2 separate regions of the Homo sapiens genome follow, and region 2 is linked to region 1. A link is a loop called in an ENCODE intact Hi-C map of the cell type or tissue named here. Cell type or tissue: ascending aorta. All regions are shown on one strand. Links, peaks and the distances in the headings refer to the core of each region. The heading gives the core; the rest is flanking DNA.

Region 1 (5,000 bases), core at 1-5,000:
AGACCTGGTGTCTACAAGAAAATTTAAGAACAAAAAAGAGGCTGGGCATGGTAGCTCATGCCTGTAATCTCAGCACTTTGGGAGGCTGAGATGGGTGGATCACCTGAGTTCAGGAGTTCAAGACCAGCCTGGACAACATGGTGAACTCTGTCTCTACTAAAAATACAAAAATTAGCCAGACATAGTGGCTCGTGCCTGTAATCCCAGCTACTCCGGAGGCTGAGGCAGGAGAATCGCTTGAACCCGGGAGGCAGAGGTTGCAGTGAGCCACGATCATGCCATTGCACTCCAGCCAGGGTGACAAGAGTGAAGCTCTGTCTCACCAAAAGAAAAATAATAATAAGAAGAAGAAGAAGGAGAAGGAGAAGAAGAAGAAAATACTAATAGTTAAAAACAAAACAAAAAAAAGACCAAAAACCTGAGAAGTAGTTTTGGAACGAGAATGAGGAACTCTGTGAACTCAGCCTTGAGCTCCTTCCTCACCTGCTGGGCTCTCTACCTGGGCATGTGAATGGGAAACTGGGCCAATTCACCCAGTGATTTAAGCATTGAGTCATTTTTTTGCTTGGAATATTTGAATATATGAAATAAAAGTTAAAGAGGTATTGCTTTAAAGCACTTCATTCTCTTATTGATTCTTTTATTGACTCTTCCACAAATATTTTTTTTCCCTCAGTTTTTGGTCATCTACATATTTAGGTTTTTAAAAAATTAAATTAGTTTTGTACTCAGGGGTACATGTGCATGTTTGTTACGTGGGTATATTGCATACTGGTGGGGACTGGACTTCTAGTGTACCCGTTACCCAAATAGTGAACATCGCATCAAATAGGTAATTATTCAACCCTCACTCCCAGCCCCTTTTGGAGTCCCCGGTGTTTATTATTTCATCTCTATGTCCACGTGTACCCAGTGATTAGCTACCACTTATAAGTGACAACATGTGATATTTGGTTTTGTGCTTCTGAATTAGTTCATTTAGGGTAATTCCACCTGCTCATGCTTTCTGAGCATCCGAAGGTGTATCCTGCTGGGAAACAAATGTGAAGGAGGCATAGGCTCTACATGCTCACAATCTGGGGTAGGGTGTTATCTTTCAATAAAAACATGTCTGAGTGGGGCATGGTGGCTCATGCCTGTAATCCCAGCACTTTGGGAGGCCGAGGCGGGAGGATCACTTGAGTCCAAGAGTTTAAGACCAGCCTGGGCAACATAGGGAGACTTTGTCTCTATAAAAAATACAAAAATTTAAACAGGCATGGAGGCACACACCTGTAGTCCCAGCTACTTGGAGATTGGGGCAGGAGGATGGCTTGAGCCTGGGAGGTCAAGGTTGCAGTGAGCTGTGATCACACCACTGTACTCCAGTCTGGGCAACAGAGTGAGACCCTGTGTCAAAACAAAACAAAACAAAAACAAACATGTCTGAGATTATTTCGAATGCTATAAAAAAGAGTTTGTTTCATCTGGTATGTAGTGCCGTAAAAGATGAAAATGTGAAACTGATGAAACTCACTTTTCCTCCCTGCTCTTTAGCAATGGGATGAAAGACATTTTAAATAAATCTATGACTCATCGGGTCTTTCTCTTTTCAGTAAAAATTATTTAAGGCCTATTTTCTGGAAATAAATTCTGGGTAAACCCTACTCCCCTAATGGGATCCCATTTCTTCCTTTCCCCGAGGGTTGATACGTAGAATGAACACAGTCTTTGGATTCAGGCAGACTTGGGTATAAATTCTGCCTCTACCACTTCAAGACTATGAGGCTTAGGCCATGTTCTCTAAGACTCAGCTTCCCCATCCATAAAATGAGTATGATAACGCTGACCTCATAAGGTTGTAGTAACGATTAGTTGCAAGAATATATGTTAATTAAGAAAAAAGTTCAAGTGTGAAAAATGCTTTTATATATGAATTTTTGGTATGAATAAGTTTTCATCACATAGCTAATTGAGTCTAGAAATGATTTTGTTTGTTTTTGTTTTTTTTTGTCACTTCCTCCTCCTTCCAGAAAGGTGCAGTGGGAAGCTGAGAAAGGCATTTTGGTTCCCTTATTTTAAGGTCCTGATGCTTAATGGCTTACCGACTGCATTTTTAAGATATTGTTTCCCTACCCATTCATATCTCTGTCTTATACATGTATGGTTTCTGTCAGTAATTCAACATTCACAAAAAAATGGCCCAGACATTATTTTAAAAAAGAACAAAAAACAAATAGGCCTTGCAGTTGTTACCATGGCAACCAAATACTTTCCTGTCATTTATTCAGAAGTGAATTATTAATGAGCTTTGTCTGGGACATAGTCAGAAAACACACCCGTTACTCTCCAGGGGAAGGTAATATGGCTTCTGTAGCAAGCAAGGTCACAGTGTGGAAAAGTAGGGGATGTTCTTGCCTCCTCATCCAGTGTGGGGAAGACCCAAATGAGCCAGCCATTTACATGGGAGCCTCCTCAGTGGCCAGAGACCCCACGTTTCTGGCATTTTGGGATTGCATAAAAAGCTGGGCCCCTCTCTGAGTCACTTTTCTAGAAGCAGCATCTTGAACTGGCATTTCTTCCCCCACCCACCCCAGAATGATTTGACCCATTTCTTCTTAGGTAATTCTCTCCCACACATTAAGGCAGCCATCTTCAGTGATTGATTGACCAGGATCAAGTACATATACCAATTCTACAGGAGAATGGGGGTGAGGGGAGGTGCCAGAAGATGGGAAAGTCAGAAGGTCTATTTTTGCAGATTACTGGGTGTGGTGGATACCTGTAATCCCAGCACTTTGGGAGGCTGAGGCAAGAGGATTGCTTGATTCTAGAAGTTCAAGACCAGCCTGGGCAACATAGCAAGACTCCATCTCTACAACAAATAAAAAAGGGGGAAAAAAGATGTAAATTTTTGCCCCTTGTTCTTTTTTAAAAATGAAAAAGCACTGCAGGTTAGTCACCAAGCTTCTCAGACAAGGTAATTTTAAGGAATGTATTTAAGCTTTCTAAGTCCCAGTTTCCATGTTTGTAAAATGGGTTTAATAGTAGGACCACATTATTTAGGGGTGGTTGTGAGGATAAATGCATAGGAACTATATGAAGAAGTTCCTGACACACATTAAGCCCCTTAGTATGTTAGCTATTGCTTTTAAAATGATTTATCCCTAAACCATATATCAATATTGCTTGAAGGTTGAATCACCTGAAATTTGTTATGATTTCAAAATACAACCTTTTAAACTGATGGGTTTTTTGAATTTTCAAAAATAAAAATTGATGTTCTTTTGATTTCTTTCAAAAGAAGATGCTTGAAATAGCCATCTGAGTAGTAACATATTGATGCCTTTTCATCGGCACCTTTCTTCAGTTGATTGTTGATGTACACTGACATCCCTGAATTTCATTACAGCAGTGACTGAGGGTGTCAACGTCTACAGGTATCTGGAAACCATATTTATTTTAAATGACATCTTTTTTTTTCTGGCACAATAAAAGAGTGAGGAATGAGAGAAGACAAGATAGGCCTAAGAATTTAGATATTCCATGGAAAAAACAAACCTGAGAGTGTGAAAGAAATATAGCAGGGAACATGGTTAAGGTTCAGAGAAAAGAAAACTGTCATTATTTTTATTTTATTTTATTTTATTTATTTTATTTTTTTGAGATGGAGTCTTGCTCTGTCGCCCAGGCTGGAGTGCAGTGGCGCCATCTCGGCTCACTGCAAGCTCCGCCTCCCGGGTTCACCCCATTCTCCTGCCTCAGCCTCCTGAGTAGCTGGGACTACAGGCATCCGCCACCATGCCCGGCTAATTTTTTGTATTTTAGTAGAGACGGGGTTTCACCATGTTAGCCAGGATGGTCTAGATCTCCTGACCTCGTGATCCACCCGCCTTGGCCTCCTAAAGTGCTGGGATTACAGGCTTGAGCCACCGCGCCGGGCCAACTGTCATTATTTTTAAAGCTTCACTGTGTTCCTTGCTCCTGTGTCCTTTGTCTAAATTCTTCTAACTTTGATGAGCCAAATTCTACACATAGTTTCACCCAGAGAACCTGCAGGCTCAAGAAAAAAATACTATTATAATAATATATGATGATATAAGATTGGTTAGAAGATGCTAAGGAGAATCCAAGCAATCAGAGAAAAATAAAACCAAGCTCCCTGTCTTTGATATAGCACATCTTGGGGAAAGATCAAGTCAGAAAAGCAGATGGCCGGCCTGGCTCATTGTGGAATTGGTATTCTGAGATAACTTACAGGTCCCAAACCATGTCGCTGTAAGGTGTTCTGAGAAAGAACATTTGACTGCTACCCAGACCCCTCTGCAGGTTCTTCTGTTTAGGGAGAATGGGAGGCAAAACACTACAAAACCTGTAGGCTTTAGAAATAGACAGACTAGCTGTGTGACCTTGGGGAAATTGCCTAACTTCTCTGAGCCTCAGTTTGCTCACCTGGTAAAAGGGAGATAATATTTCCCTTTCAGGGTTGTGATGAGGATGAAATGGAAAAACCATCTGATATGTGCTTGTCATAGATTATCAACAGCTGTTACCTCTCTTCTATGTACTGAAAAAGCCATCTGTTACCCTAATTCATAAAAAGGAGGGGAGGGCAGGGATGGTTTGAGCTTGGACATTTTCTGGCCTTTCTCAATGACAATTTAGAATGCAGTGAGGGGAAAGCTTTTATTTTTGAATATTTCTATTTCACTGTCTCACTGGGTCACTCTGGGGCCTCTAGAAATTGTATTCTCCAGATATAGTATGATGTTGTCAGCATATGCATACATTTTTATCACTTCTTTAGTTTATCTTTGTATAAACCACATATATCTGGGAAATTTAACCAACTGCCTTTCTACAAGTGGTGTCATATTTAGGCAGATGGTTACTTTTTGGGTACACAATTGTGTAGGGAAGCCATCTTGCACTGAGACTCTGAGACCATGGGCTTCCCAGCCTTAGCATCTTACTTACTGTCACCTCTCTAGGCTTTAGAGGGGTTGATTATTGGGTTTCTA
Region 2 (16,831 bases), core at 6,472-11,471, 280 kb after region 1:
GCCCCTCAAGCACAGAATTGCTTTTTCATTTTTAAATGGCTGGAAAGAATCAAGAGAAGAGAAATATTTCACCATACATGAAATATAATTCTACCTAATTCAAATTTCAGAATCCATAATAAAGTGTTACTGGGACATAGTCATGCCCATTGATTTACGTATTGCTCATGGTTGTTTGTGAACTACGATGGCAGAATTGAGTGGTTTTGACAGAGACCAGGTGGCCCGCAAAGACTAAAATATTTACTGTTTGGCCATTTACAGAAAAAGGTTTTCCAACCCATCATCTAATAGTCCAGCAGAGAGCAGAATGTTAATAAGCATTGCTATCCCTTCTCCTTGGGGCCTCATCATCTGCTTTTTAAGTCCTCTCTGCCAGGCACTTTTTTTTTTGTCATATTTAAAAGAAAGGGTCTTCACAATGATTATCACTGCTTTGAGAGGGTGGAAGAAGAGGGAGAGCCTTCCTCATTGTGATCATCAGGCTTCAAGTTGGAAGACCAAATTGCAGAGGTTAGATCTTCATTCTGCCATCAACTGGTGGTGTGACCTGGAGTAAGTCACTTCACCTCTCTGAGCCTCAGTTTACCTCACCTATAAAATAGGATAATGATAATTGCTAATGTTTACATATCACTTGCTGCATGCTAGACATTGTTCCAATCACTTACATCAGTAGTTTATTTAATCATAGCAGCTCTCTGAGGTAAGTACTATCATCACCCCACTTATGGGCAAAGAAAACTAAGGCGCAGGGAGGTTATGTGGGTGGCCCCGGGTTTCATAGCTAGTCAGAGATGGGATTCAAACTCAGTCTGGCTTCATCACTTGGGTGCTTAAACAACTACATTCTAGAGCCCAGCATACTTCATAGACCTACTGCAGGATTCAACAGATATAAGGAATTGGAACCCTTTTTAAATTTATTTTTTTAATTGACAAGTAAACTTTATGATTACAGCATGATGTTTTGGTGTTTGTATACATTGTGGAATGGCTAAGTCAAGCTGTTTAACATAGGCTTTGTCTCACACACTTACTTTTTGTGGTGAGAACGCTTAAAATCTACTCTCTCAGCAGCTTTCAAATATACAATATATTGCTATTAACTATAGTCACCGTATTGTAAAATAGATCTCTTCAACTTATTCATGTTGTCTCACTGAAACTTCATGTCCTTAGACCAATATTTCCCCAATCCTCCCAGCCCCCAGTCTCTGGTAACCCCATTTCATTTTGTATTTCTATGAGTTCAACACTTTTCTTAGATTAGACGTTGAGTGAGGTCATATGGCATTTGTCTTTCTGTAGCCTGGTTTATTTCACTTAATATAATGTCATCTAGGTTAATCCATGCTGTTTCAAATGAAAAGATTTTCTTCTTTTTTAAGGCTGCTGTGTATTTCATTATGTATATGTACCATACTTTAAAAACCCATCCACGAGTCTCCATGGATACTCAGGTTGATTCCAAACCTTGGCTATTGTGAATACTGCCGCAATGAACATGGGAGTGCAGATAGCTCTGACTGATTTCATATTTTTTGATATATACGCAGTGGTGGGATGCTGAATCTTGTGGCCACTCTATTTTTAATGTTTTGAGGATTCTTCATACATTTTTCAGGAGTCTGAACACTTTTTAGTGACCTGTCAAGGTCTATAGCTATGTAAACTTTTTTCATCTTGAATGAAGAAGGATCAAGTTTTCAAATCCCTTACTAATGGTGGCATTTCCGACAGTGTGGCAGCATCTGAATGGAGAGGCGACATTTTTGCAGCAAGTCCTGCTTGCATGGGTTCTATTTCTTCACTCTCCAGGGGTAAGAGAAAAACAAACAAACAAACAAATCTGCCCTCCTCCCAAAACCAAAGCAATGTCTTATTAAGACCTGTTCTTAGTTAAATATTTGATGGATAAACAGGAGCTACCTTTCTCCTTATGTGGTCAGGAAGCTGGTGACACCTTCCCACCTTGGCTTTGGGTCTCCTCCCAGTCACTGCTCCCATACCATCTTGGTGAGATGGCCATCAGACAGCCCATGCTCCTCAGCCAGGTGTGCTGGTCTTGGCTCTGCTCGGCCCCAAGTTTAACTGAAGCCAAATGCTTCCAGTAGTTTCATTTCTATGCATCTCTGAAACTGTGGCTAAGTTCAGCTAGCCTCCTGCACACGTCTTTTTGGAAGAAACCTGAAACGGGTTGCTCACCCCCCTCCGCCCCCCGCCCCCCGCCCCCATCACCTGCTGGTCCTGCTCCTCCATGTCTCTCAGGCTGGATGAGGCACACCTTTCTGTGGAAGCCGTTTCTGGCTCTCCCTCCAGTCCAGTCCTCATTATTTCTTCTGTACATTAGCATTTGGGCAATAATTGAGTGTTAAGTGTTGGGGCAGGCTCTGTCTTGCTTTTTCGTCTAATTGATCCACTTGAGAATGTCTCGCCTGTGCTACAAGCTCCTGTGTGGCTGGGAGGGCGGGGAGGTGGTACTAAGGACACAACATGCATGGCAGAGGGTTAAGAGCTTGAGCTGTGAGGTCGAAATCCCTCTATCTTGTCCTACTGTGGGATCTTGAGCAAGTTACTTAACCTTTCTTAGCCTCTGTTTTCTCATGGGCAAAGTGGAGACAGCGCCTACCTTGTAGGGTTGTGGTGAAGACTTAGTGAGCAAATACGCAAAGTATGCAAAAAGCCATACTAGTGCTTGGCAACTATCAAATACTCAACAAAAATGTGCTATTAGGATTTCTGTCCCTCTCTACAGGTACCTCACCTTAAGGTACCTCAGGAATGTGATAAAAGCTTTCTCTACATGCTCCTGTAGTGTTCTGCACCAGGGCGCATCCTGGATTCACCCAATATGTACTGAGGGTTTACTAAGTGCCAAGGCACTGTGAGAATGCAAGGATCTCACAGTCAAAAGGAGGGAGGTGAAAGACAGAAACAGATGTGTCCACTGGAACCAGGGGTTAAGTGCTCTGAGACCTGTGGGATGTGGGAAGGGATCTTCCAGCTCTGGAGAGGATGTGGTGGTGGAGTGGGCAGGGAGCAGGGAAGATCTGCCAAGGGAGATAAACTTGAACTGACTCCTGAGTCATATGCAGGCCTTGGAGGCAGGTAGGAGCAGAAACAGTGGCGGAAAGGCATGACACAGCACACCCCATTCACACAGCCCCCTCCATGAGCCTCCATGAGGCCCCGCCTTGGTGCCCAAGCTTAGTGCCCCAGTGCCAGCCCATGGGGGAAGGATGAATGCTCCTTTTGGCATCTAACATGAAGGCTATTGCTGCCCAGGACTGGGCTGGAGGAGGGAAACTCTGTGAATGCCACAGCTGGGAGGGAATGAAGGGAAAGGGAAAGTGCCAGGGACAAGGCCAGGGCCTCTCCTTCCTAAAGTAGTTCAGAGCAACTCCACCCTGAACCAAGCCAATGTGCTACTGGCAGTCAAGAAGGCCCCACAGGAATCAAGAGCAAGGAGGGACCATAATAAGGCCAACCTTCCCAATCCTGCTGCAGAGGGAAAGGAGCCAGCTAGGCCTGACTGGGAGAAGAGATTATTTCAGGGAGGTGCTGCCTTAGCAGATGAATGATGGAATTCCTTCCTGATTGCGGGGAAAACCACCACCACTTCCTCTTGCAAGAATATGATGAGAACAGAGCAGTGGCTACTAATCAGGCCTCCTGGTTCAGAATATGTTCAGTTGCTGTAATGCCTGGGACCACAGCACCTTCTCTTCCAGTTCTTTCTCTCACCAGAGTGAGGCTTGGGGTAGGGGTTGGGGAGCAGAAAGGATTCTGGAGAGGAGAAAGCACTGAAGTGGGAAGCAAATCCTATTCCAGTCTTGACCAGTAGTGTGAACTACACAAGTTTCAACTCTCTCTGGGCTTCCAGTTCCTTATCTGTATAATGAGACACTTACTTTCCCTACTGTTGGCTTGGAGGAATGAATATGATATGAAAAAAATATCAAAATGTCTTAACTGAGAATGGTTGGTTAGTTATCTTCACTAAATGTGACTTCTCTGGAGGTGGGGGCTGCTTTGTCGGGGTCACTGTTGCATGCCAGTGCAGAGCATGCCTTCCTAGCATGTTTGGAGGTGATTCTGCGTGAAACGGCAGGGGTGGGAGGAAGTCATCTTCAGGTTTCATCAAGTCCCCCTTCCCTGTTCCAGCCTTGTGATCACCTACAAGGCCAGAGTGAGACTTGGTCCAGAGTGGCAAAAGGGACCCCAGCGGACAAAAGCAAGGTGCCTAGGAACTCAGTGCTCACTTCTTCCTTCTGTTCTGACCCATGAGGCAAAGAATTATAATTGCTTCTGCAGTAGCCATTTTGCCTTCCTGATTAACAGAAATCCAGTTTTGTCTGAGTTGTCAAAGTTTAGAGCCAAAAGCTTTATTTCTCAGCACCCTTGGATCCAGAGCAGCCATGGGACACAGGTGTAGCCAAAGAAATAAAACATTAGGTTGAGATTCTGGAAAACCTCTGACAGGTTCATCTAGTGTTTTGCCATTTGTTCTTCCTCTTGTTCCTGCCTGGAATGTAGAATTGATTCCTGGAACTTTAGGAGCCATCTTGCCACTATGAGGACAAGAACCATATGCTAAGGATGACCGAGCAAAGGCCCTGATGGCATTTTTGAGCTGCCATATAAGCATGGATCACCTACTTCTGGAAGCATATAATCTCTCATTGTTAAGGTCACTATTTTGTGGGGGACATTCAGGGGGTAGGGGGTGAGTAGAGTTTACTATTATAGACAAGCACAATTATAACCAGTATATCATTTCTTCCAAAGATTGGGTCAGTGCCTTTCTCACCTCTACCCCCACATCAAAGGACTTACCACACAGCATTTTAAGAGCCAGTTACTTGTAGGTACTCCCCACCAACTGCAAGCTCAGCCCATGGGGGACTATACATTCTGCATGATTGCTGTTGCATGCCCCAGAGCACCACAGTTTCTGGAAAACATTAGCTGCTCTGTGCTTTTCTTGAATCCATAAATGAAAGAACACTTTGAGCTCTGATTCCAGCAGATATAGCTAATATTGGGTTTCAGCTGACATGTGGAAGCAAATACTTATTGAGCACCTTGTACAAACATGGCATCATGTAATCTTTCTTTATTTCTGTCCTTTAGTGAGGGGAGTTCTACTGTCCACATTAACAGGTATCTGGAATCCTCTCCCTCTTCTGTAAATAGAGGCATTTCCATACATCCTCTGAAATCTAGGCAGAGGCACCCCAGCCTCAGTTCTTGAATTCTGTGTACCTACAGGCCCATCACCATGTGTAAGCCACCAAAGCTTGGAGCTTACGCCTTCTGAAGGAAGGCCAGAGCTGTTCGTTGGCTCCTTTTAGGCACTGCTGGAGTCGAAGCAGCTGGGACACAGGGTCCCATGTCCTGGGGCTACATAGAGCAGGGGGGCCATGGTCCTGATCCACAAAATCATTTTCCCTCCCAGGCCTCCAGGCCTGTGATGGGTGGGTCTCTGATATGCCCTGGAGGTATTTTCCCCATTGTCCTAGTGATTAACATTTGGCTCCTCAATACTTATGCAAATTTCTGCAGCCAGTTCAAATTTCTCCCCAGAAAAATGGGGTTTTCTTTTCTATTGCATCCCATCAGGCTGTGAAGTTTCCAAATTTTCATGCTCTACTTCCTCTTGAATGCTTTGCTGCTTAGAAATGTCTTCTGCCAGATACTCCAAATCATCTCTCTCAAGTTCAAATTTCTACAGACCTCTAGGGCAGGAGCAAAAGGCTGCCAGTCTCTGCATAGCAAGAGTGGCCTTTACTCCAGTGCCCAATAAGTTCCTCATCTCCATCTAAGAGCAACTCAGCCTGCACTTTATTGTCCATATCACTATCAGCATTTTGGTCAAAGTCATTCAACAAGTATCTAGGAAGTTCCAAACTTTCTCACATCTTCCTGTCTTATGATCCCTCTAAGTCTCTACAAGTTCCAAACTTTCCCATATTTTCCTTTCTTCTTTGGGGACCTCTGAACTGTTCCAACCTCTGCCTGTTACCCAGTTCCAAAGCCACTTCCATGTTTTCAAGTACCTTCACAGCAGCACCCCACTACCCAGTACCAATTTACTTTTCCCAGTCTGTTCTTACACTGTTATTAAAGGCATATCCAAGACTGGGTAATTTATAAAGGAAAAAGTTTTAATTGACTCACAGTTCAACATGGCTGGGGAGCCTCAGGAAACTTACAATCATGGCAGAAGGGGAAGCAAACACGTCCTTCTTCACATGGCAGCAGCAAGAAGTGCCAAATAAAAGGGGGAAAAGCCTCTTATGAAACCATCAGACCTCATGAGAACTCACTCACTATCATGAGAACAGAGCCATGGGGGTAACCAGCCACATGATTCAATTACCTCCCACTGGGTCCCTCCCATGACATGTGGGGATTATGGAAACTAAATTCAAGATGAGATTTGGGTAAAGACACAGCCAAACCATATCACTCTCTGACCAAGAGACATAGGTGGGAAATTCTCCAAATATAACAAGAGGGTTTAGATGCTGGGCAGTGAAACAGAATGACAGATGTCCATTTTGCTAGTTTGAGGAAAGTAAACATTATATAATTTTCATTTCCTTAAAAAATTCTATTTTCACACTGCTATAAAGAAATACCTGAGACTGGGTAATTTATAAAGGAAAGGTGTTTTAATTGACTCACAGTTACATATGGCTGAGGAGGCCTCAGGAAACTTACAATCATGGTCAAAGGGGAAGCAGACACATCCTCCATGGCAACAGGAGAGAGGGGGAGTGTTTGAAGGAGAAACTGTCAAACACTTACAAAACCATCAGATCTTGTGAGAACTCACTCACTATCACAAAAGCAGCATGGGGGAAACCACCCCCACGGTCCAATCACCTCCTACTAGATGCTTCCCTTGACACGTGGGAATTATGAGGATTACAATTTAAGATGAGATTTGGATGGGGACACAGCCATACCATATTACAGACATTTAAAAAATAATAAATTTACATGTTAGCCCCAAAGGAGCCAGTGTTTCCTTGGCATGAAAAGTGCTTTCTCAAAGTCTCTGCATCTTGGGGAGTCCAAAAAAATTGATTGTGTAGCTTTGAACATTTTAATAAGAAACTAGTATGTGGATACTGGGTAGAAACAGTAGACCTTGTCTAGACTAGCTATCTGGATTTTAGCTCATTATATGTTCACTTTTGAAATTTCACTAGTCTTATCTATCAGAGTTTTAGCACAAAACAGATCCAAAGGATGATTGAAGAGAGAGTTAAGAGGAGCTATTACAAAAGTATAGACCTCCTTAGAGGAAGCAAAAAAGAGATAATGAAATACCCTGGGACTAGTAAGGACAGGATCTGTTATGATTATGTCTGAAACAGCAAAGAGAAGAAGCAAACCCAGGAGTCCTGCATCTGACAGAGGGCAAGAAGGTGCTGGTGATGTACCACAACATATACCATCAGTCCGCCTGACTTTAGCACCACAGGGTGGACAGTTGCACACACTTTACCTGAGTCCCACCTCAAGAGCAAAGATAGATTGTTCAAGGTCTTTCTTAATTGTGCTCCTTGGGGCTTTTTCCAAAGGTTCAGAAGGCCACTTAGCCAGCACAGTTACAATGGAGAAATTCGTGGAATATATGTCTCCAGGCGCAAACTCAATAGGTAGGTGGTGGAAGTGAGTGGATAAATGCCCGGAGCCCATCAGCCTCTGTGGAAATCATTCTGGGGCACATGCTCGTAATTCCTCAGGGAGCCCCCAAAGTCACTGCACCCCAATTGCCCACAACAATAACCAGATCATTTATAAACACTCCATTGGCTTTTCTTTCTTCTTTCTGCTCCCTGAGTCAACCTCCAACACTCAAGTTGCACTGCTTTCAAAAGAACCCAAACTAAGACACAGAAAATCAACTTTTGGCAGAGCAGCTCAATCACTGACAATCTGCAGCTGAACCTGAGGAATAAATAACCCTATATATCTCCTTCTACCCTCTGATATCCTGCCAGTTCCTCTCAGAAACCAGAAGTGAAAACATCTCGTTGATGTGGTCTGCAGAGACCAGTCTCCCAGGGCCCAGAGGAAGACCGAGAAGGGCAGAGAGTAGATTGGGAAGAGCAGATAGTAACTCTTCATCCTAGCCCATCTCTTTTGCCTTTTGGCCTCCATAAAGTCCCTCAAACACTGTATCATGTCAGGGTGAGTTCAGTCACATTGTCACCTGCAATCTAAAACTTTAATCACCACCTGTGCTCTTCTTAGAAGGTAGTGGGAGGAAACATAGGCAAAGATATAATTAACATAAAATATGGCTTCTACAGACCCTGTTTCTGTGCCTAGTCATTGGGATTAAGGTTATAACCATACTTTCCTTCTTCTACTACCCATTCTATGCTCTCCATACCTTCTGCCAGCACCCTGGTTGAATATGGTCCTTTACCTGTTGTGACCCAAACTTTCATGGCCACAGGATATGAGTCCTGGGTGGTACTCTCTTAATTCGGAAGCTGTAGTTTTCCAAATGATCGGGATTACAAGACAACACTACCAGAATGCACCTCTGGTCTTTTATGTTTGAAATCTTCCAAATTTGTAACATAGTCCTTGCTTCCATTGCGCAGCAGCACCCAAATTCTTCCTTGGTAATATAGAGACTCTCTTTTCTATTGGTTCAAGGATAGGTGCTCATAATGGCCAGAAGTAGGCTCAGCTTGTAATTTATTAGAACCATGGCTGTGGTCTCTAGAGGAAGCATTCTATCCCTGGGCATTAGGTCCTTCAAACCCATTGAACCAAAGGACACAGGAAACAGAGGCAACAATTTTTAAGTTGGTCATTTCTTAAAATAGTGAGAGGGGACACTTTTACCTCTACCCCTGGTTTTCCAGACTTGTGCATTCTCTGGATACAGGAGATGGTACCACATGTTGGCTGTTAGCCATATACTGCAGACTGTAGGGTAGCACCCAAACCTCACAGGGTGTTGCCTGCCAGAAGCATAGCTGAGGCTTTAGCAGGCTATTGTGCTTTTATTTCTAGGGTGATAGGTAGCCTCTAAAGTGGCTCCCAGTGATCCTTGCTTTCAGGTGTCCTTGCCCTTGTGTATTTACCTCTCCTTGAATGTGGGCTGGACCTAGTGACTTGCTTCTAATGAATAGAATAAGGCAAAAATGAAGGGATGTCACTTTCAGAGATTAAGTTACAAAAAGACTCTGGCTTCTGACTTGCTGCTCTCTCTGACTCTCCTGCTTGCTTGCTCTGATAGAATCCAGTTGCTCTGGTGTGTGTTGCTCTCTGGGGAGGTCTACATGGCAACAGACTGATATCTCCAGCCAGCAGCCAGAGAGGACCTGAGGCCTGCCAACAGCCACATGAGTGAGCTTGGGAGTGCCCACTCCCTTAGTCAAGTATTGAGATCACTACAGCCCTAGCCAATGTTTGCAGCCTTGTGAGAGACCCTGAGTTAGAGGTCAGATGCCTGACCTACAGAAACTGGAAGATGATGTTTGTTGTTTTAAGATGCTAAGTTTGGGGTAATTTGTTATGCAATAATAAACAACTAATACATAAAACCAGCTCCCTATAGATGAGAGGATCAATGGAAACACCAGGGAATTCTGCAGTCATGAGCCCCATGCTACACTTTTGTTGTTGTTATAAAATGAGCTCCTTGCTTGGCACCAATGTTGTGTGGAATATTATGGCAATAGATAAAGCCCTCAATACAGCCCCCAAAAGATAGTGCTGTTAGAAGCATTGTGGGTAAGGAAAGCAAATTCTGCAAGTGACGTAGATATATTTTCCTATGAAGACAAAAACCTTGCCTTCTCCATAATAGGAGGGATCCGATGAAATCATCTTGCCACCAGGTAGTTAGCTGATCCCTTGGGGAATGGTGCCACATTAGAGGCTTATACTGGCTTCTTTTTTGTAGCACAGCAGTCTTAGCAATGAGGATAGCCTGATAAGCCTTGGTAAGGGTGTGTCTTTTTGTTATCTACATGCATAAATACCATCCATTTTTGCTGGCATGAGCACTTTGCACATGGAATACGCACACAGTTATCTAAAAGAGAGACTGACATCTCTTAGACAGATCATCTTGTCCATCTGATTACTTGGTGCATTATCTGCAGTAAATGCCCTCAGTAGGTAGGTATGTACATAGGACACAGTCATCTTTACACTTAGTATCTATTCCCAGGGATCCATATACAGACTTCTCCCCAGACCTCCTTGTCACCAATCTTCCAATTCTGTTCTTTCCATGTCCTTGGACTTCCGAAAGTTCTACCCACCTGGAAGATTCACCACTACCACTATTTTTTAGGGCCACCCCGAGTAGGTCTGTAGGTAGTGGCCAGTACTTCTGGTTGGTTCCAGAACACCTCGTAGACCCATGTATAAACTGGTCTGTCATTGTCATCAGAAACTTCTCATGAACCATAGACATGCTTTCAAGGCAAAGGAGTAAGTGTCACGGGAGTCTGGGCCATCATCTTACCCAGGTTACTTGCGTCATTCAGACCACAGAGGCTTTCTGATATTCTATTTGTATTCTCAGTTGCATATTTAAAACTTTTCATTTGTTCTTTTCTCTATGAATATTCTGTAGGGTTTTCAGAGGTAACAAGCTCACACCATAATTTTTGCAATCATCATTGTCACCAGATTGACTAAAGACCCATGGCTCCTGATCTCAAAACATAATGCCCTTCATGCATATTCCACACCATCCCATGCCAAAATGAGTGATGATTTAAGTAATCGTAAGCCTACTGCAAACCACTATAACAAATGCCCCTCCCCATACCACAAGATACAGTGTGCTTATGTGTGCTTAATGAATGTGTGAGCAATCCAACCTCAGAATCCCATTTTGAGGGGTGTTCTCTGGGCTACTTCCAGTACCATTTACTGTAAGTGTCCTGGCAGGAAACAAATGATTCTTTGATAAAAGGGATTAGGAGAGCCTAATGATGGCATTAGTTACAAATGTATGGCTGGGATAGTAAAGAACGCCGGGGTTGACAAATGAGGAAGCCACGGCACTCCTAAGTCTGAGGAGAATTAGAGCGTGGAGTGGTTCCCAGAACCTAGTAGATCTCTAGCTGTAGGGTCCGCCTGCTTTGGTAGAAGAGCACAGCCATTGCCAACATGAGGTCTGGTGGGAAGGGAGCTGGGGAAACAAATACCCTGACCACACTCTCATCCTGCCTTCCAATTCCCTCCCTTGCTTGCCATTGGTCAAATCCAACCAGAAGTCAGAGGGCATGGAAGGTTGGTGATGCAGTACTCAGATATCAGCCTGCAGGGCCACAGAGCAGATGGGCAGGGTGGCAGCTGTGTCTGGAGGGCAGACAGAGACTGTTCAACAACACTTCTAATCTTACCACAGACTAATTTATCCTCCCAAGAAGTAGGAATGGAGTTCTCCTAAAGGTAAGGAGCTTCATTTCTATTGCCATCTCTGTTGGGCCTTCAGTATCCTCATCTGTTAAAGGATACACTGGATTAAATTTCCTGCTTTCCAAGCTGTCTCAGTACCAGTGGGTATATGGGCCTAGGCAAGAGTGTGCTAAGGATAGAGGTAGACTGTGATTTTTCCTCAAAGATTGTAGATGTGTGGTTGCCATAGCCACACATTTTAATGGAAAAGGTTCATTATTTCTTTAAAAATATATTATGAGATAGAATACAATGTTCTCATGGATTATTGAAATAAAATGAAGTTAGAGTAGTATAGTTTATGTATCAACCCCATTCCCTCCTAGGGAAATATGTCACTGTTATCTGCTACTAGGCCAGTTTTGATGGGGAAGTTTGAGAGGTGTTAGATGATTCCTAGGAGCTCCCCCATATCTGATAGCCAGAGCTTCTTAGATTCAAACTTCTCCCGGCCCTGGGGTTCCATTCTCTGAGAATCTGAATTCATTTTTCAAGTGGTCTCAAGTAGAAAGGCCCACTTAGGAAAGTATGAAGCTCCCTCAAATATGTGTCTGAGTTTGAGTCCACCAGACTTCCAAGTCCTACCTGGAAATACCATAGAGGAATGCGCTGTTGCCCTTTGATTGGCTTTCTAGCCAAGAGCTGCTCCCTGGAGGGCTGCTGGTGCCATGGAGGGCCAAGAGCTAATTAGAAAAGTATAAAGAGTAAAGGGCAAGAAGACACTGGTATCTGGGGGTGTCAGAGCAGAATCAGAAGAGGACACAATGAGATGAAGGTGGGAACAGAGAGAAGCTTGACAGTTGGTCACGGGGGTGTAGAAAGAACCATGGAGATGGTGGAGTTTATTTTAGGATTTGCACTGAATTTTGTTATTGCTTCAACAGTGCAAAAGGAAACAGACCTAAATCCATCCAGCTTACCGTTATTTATTGGCTCTGTGTCAGGTGCTGTGCTAAGAACTAACAAAAGCACTGGGATCAAGATAGATGAGACCTTCAACTTGCAGGCACTTACATTCTAGTGGGGGAGAAAAATAAGGCAGAAAGAAGCAGATTGATTTAGCAATTCTGATACTGATAAGCAGTGTGAATAAAAGATGCTATGGGATAGGCAGGGATTCTTAAACTTTCCCTGTAAAGGCCAGATGGTAAATATTTTCAGCTTTGTGGGCCATCCATCTCTCTTGCGGCCACTCATACATGGAACTCAACTCTGCTGTTGTAGCCCAAAAGTAGCCATAGAAAATGTGTAAATAAATGAGAATAGATTTGACCCAAGACAACAATTTGCCAACCTTTGAGACAGAGCAAGCTGGCTGAAAGTGGGGCAGATGTCAAGCAAGGAACCTTGGGGACCCGAATGGTGAGAGGTTAGTCATGGGTTACCTGGGAGATGAGCATCTCAGGTAGGACAATGAACACTTGCAGAAGCCCTGGTGTGAAGGGGCTCAGCACATTCCAGGGTCAGAAAGAAGACTAGCCATCTGGAGTATATGAAATAAAAAATGAGAGAAGAATGAGGTGATAGCACTGAGGTAGGATGCCACTCAGCCTGGATTCTTTCCAAAATATGACAAGAAGTCACTGGAGGGTTTTAAGCAAAGTGATGACCAGAGAGGCCGGGTTCTTGTCAGAAAGATGAAAGAAAATAGCAATTTTCCATTTACAGAGCACCTAGCTAGTGCTTGATACATGGAAGTACCTAATATATCTTCTTGTGTATTGCTTGATAAAGCACCATGCTTCCAAGGGGTCAGCAAACCCTGGAATAGAAGAGACTCTAGAAGATATCTAGCTCACATCCCCTATTTTATAAATAAGTAAATTGAAACCCAGAGAGGTTAAATGCTTTGCCCACCATAAGTCATCAGATTGGGACTGGAACTCTAAGGAGAGAATTTCAGCAGAGAAGCGTGCCCAGATGACAAAGCATTTGTTGTGTGAAGGACGGGATGATTTTGGATCCAGGATGGTGACATCATGACTATGTCAATATTGGGTCCAGTGCCACGTGGACTCAATGTGAGAGTTCTAGGGAAAGACAAGCTGTGAGAAAAATCTGAGCAGTGAAGATTTCCCATTGTCATGGAGCTGAGCCTTGAGTGCACAGAGGAAGCCATGGGTATGAGGGTTCTCCCAGTGGTTGCCAGCTAAAGAATCATGGCCATGAGACTCCACTGAGGGGCCAGAGGTGCACAAGAGGAAAATGGCAGGCACCAAATGGAAATGGCAAGGGCTTATTTAGGAGCATATTTGACATACCCCTAAGAATGCTCAGAAATACTCGAGTGACACTTTGAGAAGAATTGAAGTATGAATAGCAAGGGGGCCAGTGAAACATGATTTATGGCTGTCTACTGCACCCCACCTTTGCCACCCAGACTCATGTCCTCTCGGGGAAACACAAGTCATGTTTCAAATTCATGTGAGACTGTATGGGCCCACATCCTGTCCATCCAGCAAATATATCTGTCACCACCTTAAGTATTTATGTATTACCTCTTCCAAAATATTGGTTATTCTTGGAGCTAATACAAGTAGTATTAATGACCCCAGGTCTGTCCCAACGCAAGCTTTGGCAACCTAACACACTGGTCTGGGCAGCATGGTGAGAGATGGAAGGGTCTTACCCTTCCTGTGGAATATAGCGGGCTGGGCAGCAAGAGGGCTATGCTCAGTGTCCTGAAGTCAGATTTCAAGAGATGAGGCTCCTACTGAAGCAGGGAAGTGGTGTCTCAGCAGATTAAGACCCTGCTGCCTTGCTGACCAGGACAGCCTTCCTCTCACCCCTGGGCTAGAGCCCTAAAATCTTGTCTCTTGCACAGCAAAGCTATCTTTAATTTTTTTTTTTTTTTTTTTTTTGAGATGGAGCTTTACTGTTGTTGCCCAGGCTGGAATGCAATTGTGCGATCTCAGCTCACTGCAACCTCTGCCTCCCAGGTTCAAGCCATTCTCCTGCCTCAGCCTCCCGAGTAGCTGGGATTACAGGCATGTGCCACCATGCTCGGCTAGTTTTGTATTTTTAGTAGAGACGGGGTTTCTCCATTTTGGTCAGGCTGGTCTTGAACTCCCGACCTCAGGTGATCCGCCCGCCTTGGCCTCCCAAAGTCCTGGGATTACAGACGTGAGTATCATTCTATTTTTAGAATAAAAAACTGCTATGAACCATACTTTCCATTCTTCAGGCCCTTGCCTGGGCTCTATTTCTAGTGACCAACTGGAAAAATAACTCTCATTCTGCACGGACATACTTGAAATTTGGCCAGTGGTTTTACAGTCCACTCCCTGGAGAATTGTTTCCCAAACAATGACAGGGCTGTGCTGTTAGGAGAATGTCATCCTGTAGTTTGCAGAGAGAATGTTAACCTCCACAGTGCCAATCCCACTACCTTCAAGCCACAGGGAAATTTGAATTGTATTGCTTCTCTCAAAGATTCAATTACAGACTTGGGGCTTTCTGCTAATGAAGATGATGAAACTTCAGGTCATGTAAATAAGAAAAGTTGAAGTTCCCAGAAAAGAGTGCTGGCTTTTTCGTGACTTTTTCCCAGTGGCTTCTATTTCTAACGGGAATTATTAGCCATGACAGAAGAGAGGCTTGATCCTTTACTGTAAACAAAACTGGACATGAAATGTGCTGAATGAACCTGAATTCCTCTGACTAGATAGGAACTAAGCCTGCCCTGGGAAAAGGTGGGACGAAGACATGGAAACCGACATTGGTGTAAGCATTAGGAGATGTGTGTTCATAGTGGGACTGGTGATTCTAAAGCCATTAAAGGGCATCAGTTTCGTGAGCCTAATATGATAATTTCATACCTGGGATTATTCAAATTGCTTTGAATGTGCCTCCACTCTTAGGAGATGGAAACTGTACTCTCTTTCTGAGGATGACTCATCTCTAGTACATTCCATGAAAACGGACAATGCCTCTGGAGGGCCTAGGGCCTGGATTTTCAAACTGCAGTGCATGTACCCTTGGGATTACACAGATTATGAAAGATACACAAAGCTTAGAAAAACAGGGTGTATGTTTCCAAAACATTCACTTTACTTGCAGATAGGTGGTTTAAAAAGAATGTTAAGATATATAATGTTTATGACCACTAAGTGTGTATTCAAAGTCTTTTCTGTATTGGGAAAATGTCCTACATTGTGAGCCCTGCCTTCATAAAGTAGAAATTGGAATTTACTATTCCATCCTCTCTTGTAGTTGGGCTATAGGCTGGGTCTTAGGCAGTACCATGCAGATACAACCACTAACGACTTCAATTCGGTCAAAAGCAATATGAGGAAGGAGCCTTGAGAAATCTGTTTGGGCAGCACTGTGACAAAGCCACACGCAGCAGTAGCAGAGCCTCTGTATCCAGTCCCCAGTGGGATCAGAGCAAGCACCTCTGTCTGGGGCAGGCTGGGGTGTTTGTGTCCAAGGCCAACACCACTGGACATTTGCTGGGGCAGCCCCTGGGGACTGGCTTCATCATGTTTCCACTACGTGGGGAACCCAATGCTTTAGATTTCCTAGAAGATCCACGGTTGCCCTTAAATTCTTGTTCTGCCTGAGCTACCTAGAATGGACTCCATTATTTTCAACCAAGAACTAACTGTAAATGATTCACATGAACATATTATGGAATCAAATTCAAGATTCACATGTATCTTAAAAATAAACTTTAAATGTCAATGAAATTTCACATTTGTGTCGGACACTTTGGGCTAAACCTTTTTACATATTTTTTTGCTTGTTAGGGGCATTTTTGGTGGAAACATTTGAACATTTTTGGCCTGAGGTATATGCTTATGGAAAAAAAAGGAGAAATAGGGATTAGGTAGGACAAAGGGAAAAGTTAAAGAGAAAAAGACAAATAAGCAAATGAAATATTTGTGCACATAACTGCCTGCCTTAAAAAAGTCCAAGACATACGTTATTCCATGTGATCCTCATGTCAACTTTGTTATTGTTCCCATTTTACAGATGTGGAATCTGAGTTTGCACAGAGAGACTACAGGACTTGGAGGAGAATATGTAGGTGGAAGACAGCAGCGGCCAGTATTGAAGCAGAGCCACCACCATCAATTCTGATTATTTTCCCATTCTGTCACACAATTGGAGAGGTGCTCTGTTTTCTGGTCTTCTTTTTCCAAAGAGTACAGGAAACAAGCTCAGAAAGCAAGAATCAAAGTGTTTCTTTCCTGCCTCCCTATCCAATGTAACTTCTTTCTAAAACTTGGCCCTACCACTCTGTCGAGGTCAGTCTGACAGAGGTGGCTCTGCTTGTACCTTGTGGGGTCACATATTGAAATCCTCCTCCCCTGAACAGCAGGCCTCGATGTCTGCAGCAAAGTGTAAACAGCCTTTGGCCAGATACAGC

The links. Hi-C counts contacts between places; a loop is a spot of excess contacts. Peaks named below come from ENCODE experiments on the same cell type or tissue, not always from the same donor. Only the 100,000 strongest peaks of a DNase experiment are listed, where the experiment ranks them.
Region 2: a loop joins it to region 1, with 4 times the contacts of the local background. A loop is called at or near these places in 3 of 110 quality-filtered maps.

The regions. Positions count from the first base shown.
Region 1 is chr11:35,384,809-35,389,808 of GRCh38, reverse strand. The region is part of intron 1 of SLC1A2 (solute carrier family 1 member 2); the gene reads left to right. Among named protein-coding and RNA genes, the nearest start is that of SLC1A2-AS2, 32 kb to the left of the region's middle. In ascending aorta, for the core only: no CTCF peak of the experiment used is centred there; no DNase peak of the experiment used is centred there; H3K27ac peaks cover 2,191 bases.
Region 2 is chr11:35,098,028-35,114,858 of GRCh38, reverse strand. No RefSeq gene overlaps it. Among named protein-coding and RNA genes, the nearest start is that of CD44-DT, 32 kb to the left of the region's middle. In ascending aorta, for the core only: no CTCF peak of the experiment used is centred there; a DNase peak (open chromatin) is centred at 9,358; H3K27ac peaks cover 2,698 bases.